Linked DNA regions of Homo sapiens: region 1 is linked to region 2. A link is a loop called in an ENCODE intact Hi-C map of the cell type or tissue named here. Cell type or tissue: PC-9. All regions are shown on one strand.

Region 1 (8,000 bases), 94 kb before region 2:
GAGAACTATTATTACTGTGGGGTCAGCACCAACACATTCATGAGGGATCCGCTCCCGTGAGCAAAACACCTCCCACTAGGCCCCACCTCCGACACTGGGGATCAGTTTGCAACCTGAGATTTGGAGGGGACAAATATCCAAATTATATCAGGTGGACAGTGTGGCTGAGGCTTTCCCTGCTTCAGACGGAATTGGACACAGGCTCTGGGAGAGAAGATACAAAGTGCCGAGACCAGCTCAGTCAGGGAGACCCTAACCCAGCGGCACTAGAGGAATTAAAGACACACACACAGAAATATAGAGGTGTGGAGTGGGAAATCAGGGTTCTCACTGCCTTCAGAGCTGAGAGCCTCGAACAGAGGTTTACCCACGTATTTATTAACAGCAAGCCAGTGATAAGCATTGTTTCTATAGATTATAGATTAACTAAAAGTATTCCTTATGGGAAACAAAGGGATGGCCAAAACAAAGGGATGGGTATGGCTAGTTATCTGCAGCAGGAGCATGTCCTTAAGGCACAAATCGCTCATGCTATTGTTTGTGGTTTAAGAATGCCTTTAAGCGGTTTTCCGCCCCAGGCGGGCCAGGTGTTCCTTGCTCTCATTCCGGCAAACCCACAACCTTTCAACATGGGCGTCATGGCCATCATGAACATGTCACAGTGCTGTAGAGATTTTGTTTATGGCCAGTTTGGGGGCCAGTTTATGGCCAGATTTTGGGGGTCCTGTTCCCAACACAAAGGGGTGAGGAATGAGGTCGAGTGTTCCAACACAGTTTTAGCAAATGCAGGTACAGACACCCAGGGTGGGTGTAACTGAAACGCATGCTTCATGGAGATGCACTCAGCTGAGATGCCTGATGTGTGTGGGGAGGGTGGGTGCAGGTTAGCCTGAGCATGGTGGCAGCGTGGGATTCGGACACAGAAATGATTTGCAGGAGTCAGAGGAGGGTCGGTGTGCTAGTAACCTACTGCTGCACAACAAATTATCCAAAAACGCAGAGGCTTAAAACAACATCCTTTTATTATCTCTTCGTTTCTGTGGGTCTGGAACCCAGGCACGGCTCTGCTGGGTTCCCTGTTTCATGGTCTCTCCCAAGAATGCCATCAAGGTGCCAGCCAGGACAAATATCTCATCTCATGGCTCAACTGGAAAGGGGTCACTTCCAAGTTCATTCACTTCATACAACCTGTCGGACTGAGGGCCTCAGTTCTTCCCCGGCTTTTGGCCTGAAGCTGCTTTCAATTCCTTCCCTCTTGGGCCTTGCAGAACGGAGAGCTTGCTTCATTAAAGCAAGCAAACCAAGAAGGCAGTTGAGTTTGCCATAAGACAGAAGTCACAATCTTTTGTAATCTCATCATGGAAGCCACCTCCCACCACCTTTGCCATATTCTTTGGGTTAGAAGCAAAGTCATAAAGTCGGGCCCACACTCAAGGGAAGAAAATGACACAAGGGCACCCAAACAGGAGGTGGAGGTTGTTGGAGGCCCTCTTAGAAGTCTGCCTAACACCAGTGGGGAGGTCCCGAGAGAAAAATATCTCAAACTACCCTCCCCCCGGGTCTGGACTCTCCTTGAGAACTATTTAAAGAGAGAATCTTTTAAGGGAATTAAGTGGCAAAGAAAAAAAGTTATAAAAATGCTAATACTCCAAAAACTTTCTGGGGAGTTCCTAATGGTTTATAAGCACTGTGCTTAGTTTCTTACGAGACTGCCTTTTAAAAATAGTAATTAATGGGCTGGGCGCGGTGGCTCGCATCTGTAATCCCAGCACTTTGGGAGGCCAAGGCGGGCGTATCACCTGAGGTCAGGAGTTGCAGACCAGCCTGGCCAATATAGTGAAACCCCATCTCTACTAAAAATCCAAAATATTAGCTGGGCGTGGTGGTGGGCACTTGTACTCCCAGCTACTCAGGAGGCTGAGGCAGCAGAATCACTTGAACTCAGGAGGCAGAGATTGCAGCAAGCCACGATCGTGCCACTGCACTCCAGCCTGGGCAACAGAGTGAGACTCCATCTCAACAAAACAAAACAAAAAATAGTAATTAATGGAAAACAGGTAATTCACCTGTAATTTATCAAAACCAAAGCTTCCTCACCCCAACCCCTACACAGGGTCAAATTCAGTGTTTTGTCCTCGGGAAAAACCTGACAGTGTTCTAGTTGTCTTTTGCTGCACCACAATCATCCCAAAGTTTCACAGCTTAGAGCGATGTGGGGGTTTTTTGGTTTGGGGTTTTTTGTTTGTGTGTTTTTTAAGACAGAGTCTCAGTCTATCACCCAGGCTGGAGTGCAGTGGTGCAATCACTGCTCACTGAAGCTTTGACCTCCCGGGTTCAAGCGATTCTCCCGCCTCAGCCTCCCTAGTAGCTAAGACCACAGGCTCATACCAACACACCTGGTTAATTTTTTAATTTTTTGTAGAGACAGGGTTTTTCCATGTTGTCCAGGCTCGTCTCAAACTCCTGGTCCCAAGCATTCATCCCATCCCAGCCTCCCAAAGTGCTGGGATTGCAGGCACGAGCCACTGCTCCAGAATCAAAGCAATGTTTATTCTGCTCACGAATCTACAACTTGGATAGGACTCACTGGGGCTCATGTCTGCTTCACTCAGCATCAGCTGGGCCACTTGAAGACAGGGGACTGGAACCTTCTGAAAGCTCTCTCACTTACAAGTCTGGCAATTGATGCTGGCTCTCAGATGGGGCTGTGACCAGGATACCTACAGGTGGCTTTTCTGTGCATCTGCTTGGGCTTCCTCACAGCATGGAGACTGGGTTCCGAGGATGAGCACCCTGAGAAAGAGAGAGCCAGGCAGAAGTTATCCCCTTTTATGACTTAGCCTTCAAAGTCACCTGGGGTCACTCCTGCCACAGTCTCAGGCCTGCTAGATTGAAGGGATGGGAACATAAATCCCATATCTCCATGAAGGAGATCAAGTCATCGAGGTCATTGTAAGGAGGGCATGTGGCATAGGATATATCCGTGCATTCACCTTTGGAAAATACAATCAGCCACAGAGAGCAAACAACCCCACCACCATCCCACCCCTGAGCTTTCACGGGTGTCAGTGACAACAAGCATCGTAGGATGAAAAGAAGTCAGCAATCATGAAAAAATAAAGCAGCAAGAAGTACAATCCTTTCCACCTCGTCTCCCATGAGAGCAGGAGGTTGGGAATGAATCCATCTCCCTGAACTAGAGAAGAGACGTGCAAGGTCACTGGGCCGAGCCTGTGGGTTTGGGTTTCTCAGCTGGCCTGTTACGATGAAGCTTGTTCTTGTCTATTGCTGCACACCAAATTACCATAAATTTAGCAGCTTTAAACAACACCCGTTTATTATCTCACAGTTTTGTAGGTCAGGAGTCCAAGCAGGCTTGGCTGGGTTCTGCTCCGGTCATTACAAGGCTGAAATCCAGGTGTCCGCCAGAAATTCTGTTAGCCAGGGCTTCTATCATCAGTTCTTCTCTGCAGGGCGCTGCTAGGGAGGTCCTGACCACCAGAGGGCACTAGAACCACAATCCCGGTCCCAGGGAACTTTGCTTGTGCTCCCGCCCCTTTCTGTCAAAATGCTGTCCGGCCACCAGCGGCAGCAGCGTCTGGGAACTTGTTTGAAAAGCAGAACCTCAGGACTTAAAACCAGACCTGCTGAATCAAAATCTGCATTTTGTCAACTCCCCCACCCAGGCAATTGGTGTGCACCCTTGAGGGCCAGGCTGTAACTCAGTGGTTCTCTACCTTGGCTGCGTGTTAGAACCACCAGAGGAAGTGTGTGTGTGTGTGTGTGTGTGTGTGTGTGTGTGTGTGTGTGTGTGTTTGAGATGGAGTCTCCCTCTGTCGCCCAGGCTGTAGTGCAATGGCGCGATCTCTGTTCACTGCAACCTCCGCCTCCCGGGTTCAAGCGATTCTCCCTCCTCAGCCTCCAGAGTAGCTGGGATTACAGGCTCCCACCATTACGCCCGGCTAATTTTTGTATTTTAGTAGAGACGGGGTTACACCATGTTGACCAGGCTGGTCTCGAACTCCTTACCCCAAGTGATCTGCCCAGCTCGGCCTCCCAAAGTGCTGGGATTACAGGTGTGAGCTACCGCGCCTGGCCCAGAGGAACTTTTAAAATCCCTGATGCAAGGGACTACCCCCAGAGATTTTGATTGCATTGGTCTGGGGTGCAGCCTGCTGCCCGGATTGTTAAAAGTTTCCCTGGGGATTTTACTGTGCAGTTAAGGTTGAGAAGGGCTGCAAGCCTGGGTCATTGCACACTGTAAGAACCTTGTGTATGAATGGAACTGTGCTATGGAACAACTCCACACCACCTGTGTGTGTAGGCATAGGAGAAACACATAAACCCTGACCCTCAAGGGTCTCCTGGAATGCAAGACCTCAGCCCTCAGGGGCCTTCAGATAAAGGTGCGGTCAGGGCAAACATGGAACACCAAGGACGTGTGATATTATTTTCCAGGTGCTTCAAAGACTCAAGTCAAACACCAACTGCTCAGATAGCAAATTCTAGTTCACCCACCCCACCCATGCTCAGTGATGGGGCTCACGGCAGTTTCCTGTAAGTGTTTGCTGGGCTCGCCTTTCTAACTCCACTGTGGGCCCCCTGAGAGAAGTAATGAGTCGGGTCCCCACTCAATGGAGCCCTGTTCGCAGTTGCTTTTGTGACGTAGGAAGAAACCAGCTGGTGGTGGAATTGGTGAGTTGTGCTCCAGGAAAGAAGGTGCCTGGAAGACAGAGATCAGCGATGTTAGGAGGCACTCTAAAAAAATATATTCTTTCCTATTTATATAGAGCTTCATGGTTCCCAAAGCACTCTTAGGTGCACTGTTGCATTTTTGTAACACCCATCTGCATTAGATTAGAGTTTATCTGTACAGATGAGGAAAACTGAGTGACAGAGGCGTAAATAGATATGCGGGAATTTGCATGAGTCAGGCAGAATTAGAACAAGAAATCGCCTTCCTAAATTTCCTAATTTCCTATATGCTGTTTCCAGGATGTAGCAATACCCAGCTTCTGACTTCTCTTTCCTCACCGTTGAGACCATTTCTGGGGGATTTTGTCTTCATTCTTTCTTTTTGTTCTCCTCCCCAAAATTGTGGGTTTGTTTAGTCATTCTGGAATTCTCTGTTAATCTCCCACCAAATGTCCATTGACGTACTTGATTTCTCATTTTTGAAGGAAGATTCACCAGGTGTAAATTCTTAATATATGCTAGCAAAGACAATGATTTCATCACATTATAAACTTCTCGAATGCAAGAAACTTATTTCCCATTTTATCTCTAGCACCTTTGACAAATATTTGTGGAATGAATGAATAATGAATGAAGGGGATTTGCAAAGTTAAATGTGAGTGAGGGAGGAAGCAGACCCAGGAAATTAATCTGGAGCCAGTCTGCAGGTGGTGTGGTGGGCGTGGTTGTAACCTCTGGACCAAGAGCTGTGAACGATGGTGCACAAAGAAATACTGTCAGCACCACAGAGAGTGGGTTTTATCTTCTCAAATAATGGCCAACTTTCCTGCATCTTCTTCCCTTTTCCTGCTCCTCTTGAGGATGTATTCCCTGCTCAAATGAAATGCTGAAACGTGGCTGGGCGCAGTGACTCACACCTGTAATCCCAGCACTTGGGGAGGCCGAGGCGGATGGATCACCTGAGGTCAGGAGTTTGAGACCAGCCTGGCCAACACGGGGAAACCCTATCTCTACTAAAAATACAAACATTAGCCAGGCATGGTGGTGCAGGCCTGTAATCTTAGCTACTCGGGAGGCTGAGGGAGGAGAATTGCTTGAACCCAGGAGGTGGAGGTTGCAGTGAGCCAAGATTGTGCCACTGCACTCCAGCCGGGGTGACAGAGTGAGACTCCGTCGCAAAAAAAAAAAAAAAAAAAGGGCTGAAACGTTCTTTGAAGAATTCAGCGAGCCTTTGGATACTGACTTTCAGTAAAGGCCTCCCCGGCTCCGTGCCTTTTTTTCTATAAAGTGTCCTTACTCTTCTGGGGTCAGAAACCCTTCCCCTTCTGGGGTCCCCAAACAATGCTCCTCCCTGAGACAAATGAGGTGTGGGAAGGATGTGAGTGACATGCCCTTCTTCCACCACCAGTGTTTCTGCTGAAACCATATTCACTTTATTAAATTAATCAGGGAAGAAGGGACGGGGAGAAATGAAAATAACCAAGCTTGCAGCACATTCAGCGGTCATCATGAGGTCATCCTGCTCTCTGACCTGCCCTTTCTCACAGTGGTTTGGTGCCTGTTGTTCTAGAATCACACAGACCTGTTCCAAGATGATAGTTCCCCTTAACTGCTCTAGAGATAAGAACTTGAACATTACGAAATGTTAAGTTTTGGCCGGGTGCAGTGGCTCACGCCTGTAATCCCAGCACTTTGGGAGGCCAAGGTGGGTGGATCTCCTGGTCAGGAGTTCGCGACAAGCCTGGCCAACATGGTGAAACCCCGTCTCTACTGAAAATACAAAAATTAGCCAGGCATGGTGGCAGGTGCCTGTAATCCCAGCTACTCAGGAGGCTGAGGCAGGAGAATCGCTTGAACCCAGGAGGCAGAGGTTGCAGTGAGCCAAGATGGTGCCACTGCACTCCAGCCTAGATGCCAAGAGCAAAACTGCCTCAAACAAACAAACAAACAAACAAAAGAAATGTTAAGTTTTCCATTTGAGATATTTTTTCAGGTTCTGTATACTGATGAAACCACTGATGCCATTTGGTCTGAAGGAACCCACAGGAGCTGCTGACTCACTAAAGAATGCAGTTTTCACACCCTGATTTCATCCCCCTAACCCCAAGCAATCAACCACCCCAATTCTCCAGCTCCTCGTCCTTCCATGATCCCCTTAAAATCGCCAGCCCAGAACTCCTTGGGGAGATGGATTTGAGGGTTTCCTCTCATGTCCTCACTTGGCGCCCTGTGATCATGAAACTCTTTCTCTGCTGCCAACCCTGCTGTCTCAGTGGAATGGTCTGTCACTGCACAGTGGATGTGTGAGCCTGTTGGTCCTATAACACTGCTTCATCAGAATGCTCTGAGGCTCCATACCCCAGGCCCACCCTGCACTGGCCAGCTCCCCCTGCCCTTCTCCCCATTGCTGTACTCCCACCCTCCTCCACTTTCTTCCCTGAGAGCTGGCTCCCAGGGTCTGCAGGGCTCATCCAGGTTGGTTCTGTGGCCAAGGGGCATGGTTCCAGCTCAGCCCCTTCTGCCCCTTGGACTTGAGAACCAGGGTCTGCAGTCCACAGTGGAGTAGGCCTTGTGTATGGGCTCTGGGTCCATACTTAGGACCTTATGAGGGGCAGGTGATGGTAGAGGAAGAGGCTACCCCTAGTGGGCATTTGATTGGCAATGGGAAGGCTTAGAAAGGGGTCACAGGCTGGAGAGCTTCATGGACTGCATCCCACCATGAAGGAAATGGAAACTTGGCTTTTCCATTCTCAGGTTACAAGGGAAGAAACTTTCATGATGGTGTTGATAAAGAATATTCTGACTGAATAAGTTGGGGCCAATTTGGGGTTGGGTCTCAGGGAAATGAAGAGGCTGTAAGAGCCCAAATCTTTCCCTTCACGTGGCCCCCAGAGTCTTTAAACTCTCCTACTTCTTCAAGGCCCAAGCCCCTTCCTTCAACTCATCTTGGATCACACGTGAACAAAGTAACAAACATTTATTAAGAATTTGTATTCACAGCCTGGCACAGTGGCTCACGCCTGTAATCCCAGCACTTCGGGGAGGCCGAGGCTGGTGGATCACCTGAGGTCAGGAGTTCGAGATCAGCCTGGCCAACATGGCGAAACCCCGTCTGTACTAAAAATCCAAAAAATTAGCCGGGCATCGTGGCGGGCACCTGTAATCCCAGCAACTTGGAAGGCTGAGGCAGAGAATCGCTTGAACCCGGGGGGCAGATGTTGCAGTGAGCCGAGATCATGCCATTGCACTCCGACCTGGGCAACAAGAGCAAAACTCTGTCTCAAAAAAAAAAAAAAAAAAAAAAA
Region 2 (8,000 bases):
CAACGTGGTGAAACCCCATCTCTACTAAAAACACAAAAATTAGCCAGGTGTAGTGGCAGGCACCTGTAGTCTCAGCTACTCTGGAGGCAGAGGCAGGAGAATCACTTGAACCCAGGAGGTGGAGGTTGCAGTGAGCCAAGATCGTTGCCACACCCTTCTCCTTAGTGAAAAGAGTGAGAGAGTTAATATTGAAGTAAGGACGCATCTTTGAGGACAGGTGGACAGGTGGAAGCGGCTGGGATTTCAGACACAGGGCTGAGGGGGTCACAGCATGGGCTTTGGGGTCAGATTCAGATATTTGCCAACTGTGTGATCTTGGACACATGGCTTCACCTCACCGTGCCTCAGTTTCCCTTATCTGTAAAATGACTTCCTAGGGTTATTGAGACAATTAAAAGGGTTAATATGAGTAAAGAGCTTAGAGAACTGCCAGCACATAGTGAACACTGGTAAATGTTAGCAATTGCTACTATTGTTGTTTAATACTTTTACTAGTTATATGAACACTTGCTGTTTGCCTGGCATGCAACTCAATGACTCACCAATTTCTCACTACAACTTCTGGGGATAAGTGATTATTATTTCCATTCTACATCTGAGAGCTCTAAGACTCAGGCAGGTGATGTCATCAGCAGGCAGCAGGCAGCAGGCAACAGGCAGGGCTGCCAGGAACCCTTGCATAGGTTGTGCACTGCACAAGGACACCACATCTCAGGGTTACCACTCTCTCTGTAGACCTGTGTATTTATTATTATGATTTTCTGCTAGGTGGAAGTCAAATGTCTCAAGATAGGAGTGTCTCTCTCTCTCTCTCTCTCTTTCTTCTCTCTCTCTCTTTCTTTTTTTGAGACAGAGTCTTGCTCTGTCACCCAGGCTGGAGTGCAATGGCGCAATCTCGGCTCCCTGCAAACTCTGCCTCCTAGGTTCAAGCGATTCTCCTGCCTCAGCCTCCTGAGTAGCTGGGATTACAGGCACCTGCCATCTGTAATCCCAGTGCTTTGGGAGGCTGAGGCAGGAGGATTGCTTGAGCCCAGGAGGTCGAGGCTGCAGTGAGCCATGTTCCTGCCACTGCACTCTGGCCTGGGTGACACTGCAGGCTTAGAAATGAAAACAAGCTGTGTTAAAACATACATGTTATGAAACTTTGGACACGTGACTTGGCCTCATTTTCCCCCTCTCTAAAATGGGATAATATAGACCCTACCTCTCTGGGCTGATGAAACATTAAAGAAAATGGTGCAGGAAGGCGCCTAGTATGCGATGAGCTCTTGGTACGTGGCGACTTCCGTTGTGGCTTTTTTGTTTGTTTGTTTGTTTTTGAGACAGAGTCTTGCTCTGTCGCCCAGGCTGGAGTGCAATGACATGATCTCGGCTCACTGCAACCTCCACCTCCTGGGTTCAAGTGATTCTTCTGCCTCAGTCTCCCGAGTAGCTGGGATTACAGGTGCGTGCCACCATGCCCGGCTAATTTTTGTATTTTTAGTAGAGATGAGGTTTCGCCACGTTGGCCAGGCTGGTCTCAAACTCCTGACATCAAGTGATCCTCCTGCCTCGGCCTCCCAAAGTGCTGGGATTACAGGCATGAGCCACTGTGCCCAGCCTATTGTGGTTTTTTTTTTAAAGAACAGAGAGGGCAGGGTGTGTTAGGGGCCATGGTAGCAGCTGGACAGAGGTTTGTACCAGGTGGGGCAGGCCAGCGGGGGCTGGACCAGCATTGTCTCTCTCACAGAATACATCCAGCCTGTGTGCCTCCCAGCTGCCGGCCAGGCCCTGGTGGATGGCAAGATCTGTACCGTGACGGGCTGGGGCAACACGCAGTACTATGGTGAGTCCTGTCCTCTGCCTCTGATGCCACCGTTTGGGAGACTCTGAACTAGGCTGGGGATGGGCAGTCTGGCTGGTTGGATGAGTCTTGACCATGAGGAGTAGGGACGCTGAGGGGAATGGGGTGGGCACCAGGAGGGAAGGGGGGTGTGTACACCCCCCAGCTCTGGCCAGCCTTGCCTGCACACCCCCAGGCCAACAGGCCGGGGTACTCCAGGAGGCTCGAGTCCCCATAATCAGCAATGATGTCTGCAATGGCGCTGACTTCTATGGAAACCAGATCAAGCCCAAGATGTTCTGTGCTGGCTACCCCGAGGGTGGCATTGATGCCTGCCAGGTGAGGGACTCTGTAGGGGCAGCCCCCTGGTCGCTGCCACCCCAGGGATGGAGATGCAGGGGAGTGGGTGGTCAGGCTCCCCATCTAAAAGCCTGAGGGCTCTGGGGCCACAGCCCATGTCATCCCGGGGTGGGCCTCCTGTCCAACCACTTTGGCCTTCAGCCAGACCTCCCTCTCCCCTCCCAGGGCGACAGCGGTGGTCCCTTTGTGTGTGAGGACAGCATCTCTCGGACGCCACGTTGGCGGCTGTGTGGCATTGTGAGTTGGGGCACTGGCTGTGCCCTGGCCCAGAAGCCAGGCGTCTACACCAAAGTCAGTGACTTCCGGGAGTGGATCTTCCAGGCCATAAAGGTGAAAGTTGGGTCCAGATGGGAGCCAGGGTGGGGACGTTTGGGTGTCTAATGGGGGAAGGGAGGCAGAGATTTGTTTTAGGAAACCTACGCTCAGGCCTAGAAGAGGGCCCCCCTTGGGAACAGATGGACTTTGAAGGGTTCCTGGGGAAGGGAAGCCAGTGGTGGGACGTGGAAGCCTCTCAGACCTCGGGAGCCCCCAGCTGTCTTTCCCCAGACTCACTCCGAAGCCAGCGGCATGGTGACCCAGCTCTGACCGGTGGCTTCTCGCTGCGCAGCCTCCAGGGCCCGAGGTGATCCCGGTGGTGGGATCCACGCTGGGCCTAGGATGGGACGTTTTTCTTCTTGGGCCCGGTCCACAGGTCCAAGGACACCCTCCCTCCAGGGTCCTCTCTTCCACAGTGGCGGGCCCACTCAGCCCCGAGACCACCCAACCTCACCCTCCTGACCCCCATGTAAATATTGTTCTGCTGTCTGGGACTCCTGTCTAGGTGCCCCTGATGACGGGATGCTCTTTAAATAATAAAGATGGTTTTGATTAATGTGGCCTCCGAGCTTACAAATGTACACAGCAATGAGGACATTTTGTCAGGAAGGAAGAGAAGAATTAGGACCTGGCGCAAATCAGACAGAGAGTGTGGGTCCCTCAGTTCCCACTGATTTGAGATTTAAGATTTTAATTGGTTCACTTAACTGGAATTTTCCTGGAGCAAATTGGCTTCAGGTACAGCTGGATCCAGCTGCTCTCTCAAATCTGCCTTAGGCTGTGTTAGCTTCATTTCCAAGCAGCCTCTCCTACAACCAGAGAGAGAGATGTCCCCTTCCACACAAACTCTTTCCCAATCACTGCAGAAAAAGTCCCAGGCAACAACAACAAAAACCCAGGCCCAGCTCCCATTGTACAGATTTGGGTCACGTGCTCATCCCTTGGCAAATCACTGTGCACCGGATGTACGCGGTAGGGGTGGAGCGGGGTGGAGTGGGAGGCGCTAGGCCTTCAAGAATCGTGTGACCTGAGTGTGGGAGTCCCAAAGGAAATAGGGTGCTATTTCCAGAAGTGGAAATAGATGCTCAGTGAGCAAAAAAGACATCTACCTTGAACCAACACGGAAAACGGGGCCCTGTAAGGTGGAGATAGGGAGACGCTGGGAACACAGCCTGAGACCCTCCCCCAACCCCTTTCTCCATCTGGGCAGCTTCTGGGGAGGAACCCCCTTCTGTAGAGCCTCTGCAGAGCCTCATGCAGCCCCGATGGCCACCAGGGGGCACTGCTGCCCCAACATTGTGACACATTAAGGGGTTTCCTGCCTGGAGTCAGCCGCATGTTGCTGAAAACCTGCTGTTCTGCTGAAGAAAGGCTCAGCGGGGGAGCCTGTTCACCATGACTTTAAATAATAACAATTATCATACATCACCCATGGACCACAGCTTCCAAGCAATTTCCTTTTTTTTTTTTTTTTTTTTTTTGAGACAGAGTTTCACTCTTGTCTCCCAGGTTGGAGTGCAGTGGCGTGATCTTAGCTCACTGCAACCTCCGCCTCCTGGGTTCAAGCGATTCTCCTGCCTCGGCCTCCCGAGTAGCTGGGATTACAGGCGTGCCCCACCACGCCCAGCTGATTTTTGTATTTTTAGTAGAGACGGGCTGTCACCATGTTGGCCAGGCTGCTCTCGAACTCCTGACCTCAGGTGATCCACCTGCCTCGGCCTCCCAAAGTGCTGGGTGTCACGCGCATCCATGTGAAGAGACCACCAAACAGGCTTTGTGTGAGCAATAAAGCTTTCTAATCACCTGGGTGCAGGCAGGCTGAGTCCGAAAAGAGAGTCAGTGAAGGGAGATAGGGGTGGGGCCGTTTTATGGGATTTGGATAGGTAGTGGAAAATTACAGTCAAAGGGGTTTGTTCTCTGGCGGGCAGGGGTGGGGGTCACAAGGTGCTCAGTGGGGGAGCTTCTGAGCCAGGAGAAGGAATTTCACAAGGTAATGTCATCAGTTAAGGCAGGAACCGGCCATTTTCACTTCTTTTGTGATTCTTCAGTTACTTCAGGCCATCTGGATGTATACATGCAGGCTTGGGCTCAGAGGCCTGACACTGGGATTACAGATGTCTGCTGCCACACCTGGCTAATTTTTGTATTTTTAGTAGAGACGGGTTTCACCATGTTGGCAGGCTGGTCTCGAACTCCTGACCTCAGGTGATCCGCCCACCTTGGCCTCCCAAAGTGCTGGGATTACAAGCCTAAGCCACTGCACCCAGCCCAGCTTCCTAAAATATAGATGATCTACAAGAGCTCCTTTGAGAAACTGACAAACTGTGCATTTGGAAAACGATCCCAGCGTCACTCCCCGATCCCCACACCCCTGGCGAGGTTGAGCCCCACCACTGCTTTGTTGGTCAGGAGCCCCCAGGCCCACATCGTGTTAGCAGAGCCTCAGTGCAGTTTCCCCAAACGTCTACCTCTGGCTGTGGTGTTCTACCCATGGCATGTGGGATGTAATTTGAGACCTGACCTACGGCTTGCTTTGTTAGAAACGTATTGAGTTACAACACGGAGTGACTGAGTTTTCCTTTGTAATTGCCAGCTGAGAAATGTACTGTACCTGTGTTTTAGGAAGTCTGGGGACTCTGAGAGAACATGGTCCACCCTGGGGGTTCTAAACTGAGGTGACCATGTCCTGGAGGGACACAGTTTGCTCTGGTGAGGAGAAGGGCGGGTGTGAGGGGCACTGAAGAAGGCATGGCCCTGCCCTGGGAAGTCTGGGGGGGATGTGGCCTTATTCTAGGGGATCTGATGGAAATTTGGTCATTAAAAGCCAACAGGCATCCTGCTGGGAAAATAAAAACCAGGTGGCCATGTTATTGGAAAGGGGTCCTGATCCAGACCCCAGGGGTTCTTGGATCTCGTGCAAGAAAGAATTCATGGCAAGTCCACAGAGTAAAGTGAAAGCAAGTTGATTAAGAAAGTAAAGGAATAAAAGAATGGCTACTCCATAGACAGAGCAGCCCCGAGGGTTGCTGGTTGCCCATTGTTATGGTTATTTCTTGATTTAGTCTTGATTTATTATTTAGTTATGCTAAACAAGGGGTGGATTATTGACGCCTCCCCTTTTTAGACCATATAGGATAACTTCCCAACATTGCCACGGCATTTGTAAATTGTCATAGCGCTGGTGGGGGTGTAGCAGTGAGGACAATCAGAGGTCACTTTCATGGCCATCTTGGTTTTGGTGGGTTTTCCCGACTTCTTTACTGCAGTCTGTTTTATCAGAAAGGTCTTTATGACCTGTATCTTGTGCCGACCTCCTCTCTCATCCTCTGACTTAGAATGCCTTAATTTACCGGGAATGCGGGCCAGCAGGTCTCCGCCTTACTTTACCCAGGTCCTATTTAAGATGGAGTTGCTCTGGTTCAAACGCCTCTGACAGCCATTCTGAGTTCTGTCTGCACTGTTGCTTTGTTGGAGGAGTGGAGGGGCTGGGGAGATTGTGATTCACTCAACAGCCATTCACTGGTTTCCCTTGTATGCCAGGGGTCAGTGAGCCTCAGTTTCTCCTCCTGCTCCCAGCAACCTTGCCACTCACCCCAAAGAGCTAGGAAGATATTTAAAAAGAATAATAACAGTCACAAGGTTGCTTTCAGTTCCTGCCAGGGTCTCAGTCTTCAGAAAAGCTGAATATGAAAATTACTTCCATGTCATTGTGGTGCCGCTCAGAATCAGAAATATTTGACCCATCTTACAGAATTAGTGCAACTACATCAGGAACCCAAGCCAAGTTTTGCATTCCTATTTAGCATTTATATCTACATAGTCCTTTTCAAATATAGAAAAGCTTTCTGGATGTTAGTTGGAACAGATAGCTCCATATGTGGTTATAAGTTGGCATTCTCCCAGCTGGGTTGAAGGAGAAATGTACAGCTACTCTGCCACAACAGTTATTTCATACATAAAATCACAGCCATGATTAGCAATGATGGTGAAGGCTATTCATTTTATATTCAGAAATAATTATTGTGAACATTCAGATAGCAGCATAAGTAGGGAGATGGACTTTAGTTTCTGCATAAAAAGTAACACTGTTTCAATCCTGCAGTTATGAAGCGAGGAGCTGTTTTGGCTCTTGCTGCATGACATACCACCCAAAGCTAGTGGGTACAGTAAATGCTCATGGATTCTGCAGCTCAGAAAGTTGGACAGGGAACAGCAGGCACAGCTTGTCTCTGCTCCCTGATGACCAGGTCCTTAGCTAGAAAGCCTAAAGGAACAGGGACTGGAATAGGGAGGCTTCTTTTGTTTGTTTGTTTTGAAACAGGGTCCCACTCTGTCGCCCAGGCTGGAGTGCAGTGGTGTGATCATGGCTCACTAAAACTTCTACCACCTGGGCTCAATCGATCCTCCCAACTTAGCTTCCCAAGTAACTGGGACTACGGGTGTGTGCCACCATACCCAACTAATTTTATTTTTTTTTTGTAGAGATGGGACTGGTTGCCCAGGCTGGTCTTGAACTCCTGGGCTCAAGTGACCCTCCTGCCTCGGTATCCCAAAAGGAGGCTCTTTACTCACAAGTCTAGTATCCGGGCTGGGATCACTCAAAAGCTGAGCTCAGCTGGTACTGTGGACTCATTGTCTGGCTAACTTGGGCTTCCTTCCAATATGGCTACCCAAGGACATTTGAACTTCTCACGTGGTGGCTCATGGCTCCAGAGTGAGCATTCCAGCAGACACTGGCCTTTACACCCCAGCCTCATTTCTGCTCCACTCTGTCAGCTGAAGCAATCACAAACCTGTCCAGACCCTAGAGGAGGAGATGGAGACCCCACCCTTTGGTGGTGGAAGGCAGGTCAAAAAATTTGGGGCCACATCTTAAAACTGCCCTAGGAGCTTATGGACTATCGGAGCAAATTAACAGCTGACAAAGCAGAGAAATGATCCCTCAGTAAGGTGTTCAACCTGAAATATTTCCCTGCTAAAATTGTGGATAATAAAATTATGACAGTAATAACTTTTTAGAACACTTTCACATTTGTTCTTACATTACAGAAGTTCATTCTAAGAAGGTGATAGTCAGCTTTGGGCAAATCTTTAATTTAATACTTCACTAATTAGCATTTGGCCACAATGCCTGTTTCACTTCTAAATAATAATAATAATTTATATTAATAAACATATCCATGCATATTTTTGAGCACTTCCTATGTGACAGGTACTGTACTGAGAGTTTTATACATGTTACTTCAGTATTTCCCCAAATTCAGATGTTTGAAAGTGGCTGTCTTAATTTTTGCTATTCATTCATTCAAATAATATTTATTAAGCACCTATTATGTGCCAGACACTGTTCTAGGAATTGGAGAAATATAGGGGACAGGACAAACCAACTTTATGGAGCTTAGGGGCAAACAAATACCGCTGGTACTACTTGTATTGTTTTATTCAAATTATCTCTTTTCCTTTTGTGTGTGTGTGTGTGTGTCTTTTTTTTTTAAGCTTAGCC

Evidence for each region. Peaks named below come from ENCODE experiments on the same cell type or tissue, not always from the same donor. Only the 100,000 strongest peaks of a DNase experiment are listed, where the experiment ranks them.
Region 1: a loop joins it to region 2, with 3 times the contacts of the local background. A loop is called at or near these places in 5 of 110 quality-filtered maps.

Annotation. Positions count from the first base shown.
Region 1 is chr19:34,969,837-34,977,836 of GRCh38, forward strand. It overlaps LOC124904700 (a long non-coding RNA gene), which reads right to left and starts at 3,791. Exons shown (of 2, transcript XR_007067237.1): 1 at 3,348-3,791; 2 at 2,530-2,793. In PC-9, a CTCF peak has its summit at 3,509 (motif pointing right); a DNase peak (open chromatin) is centred at 3,535; H3K27me3 peaks cover 3,185 bases.
Region 2 is chr19:35,063,521-35,071,520 of GRCh38, forward strand. It overlaps HPN (hepsin), which reads left to right. Exons shown (of 13, transcript NM_001384133.1): 10 at 1,730-1,825; 11 at 2,019-2,161; 12 at 2,348-2,512; 13 at 2,729-3,053. The coding sequence ends at 2,767. The region is part of intron 3 of HPN-AS1 (HPN antisense RNA 1); the gene reads right to left. Among named protein-coding and RNA genes, the nearest start is that of HPN, 26 kb to the left of the region's middle. RefSeq lists enhancers at 2,139-2,900, 4,355-5,040, 5,041-5,726 and a silencer at 7,111-7,311. In PC-9, a CTCF peak has its summit at 3,774 (motif pointing right); DNase peaks (open chromatin) are centred at 581, 3,461, 3,801 and 5,021; H3K4me3 peaks cover 356 bases; H3K27ac peaks cover 796 bases.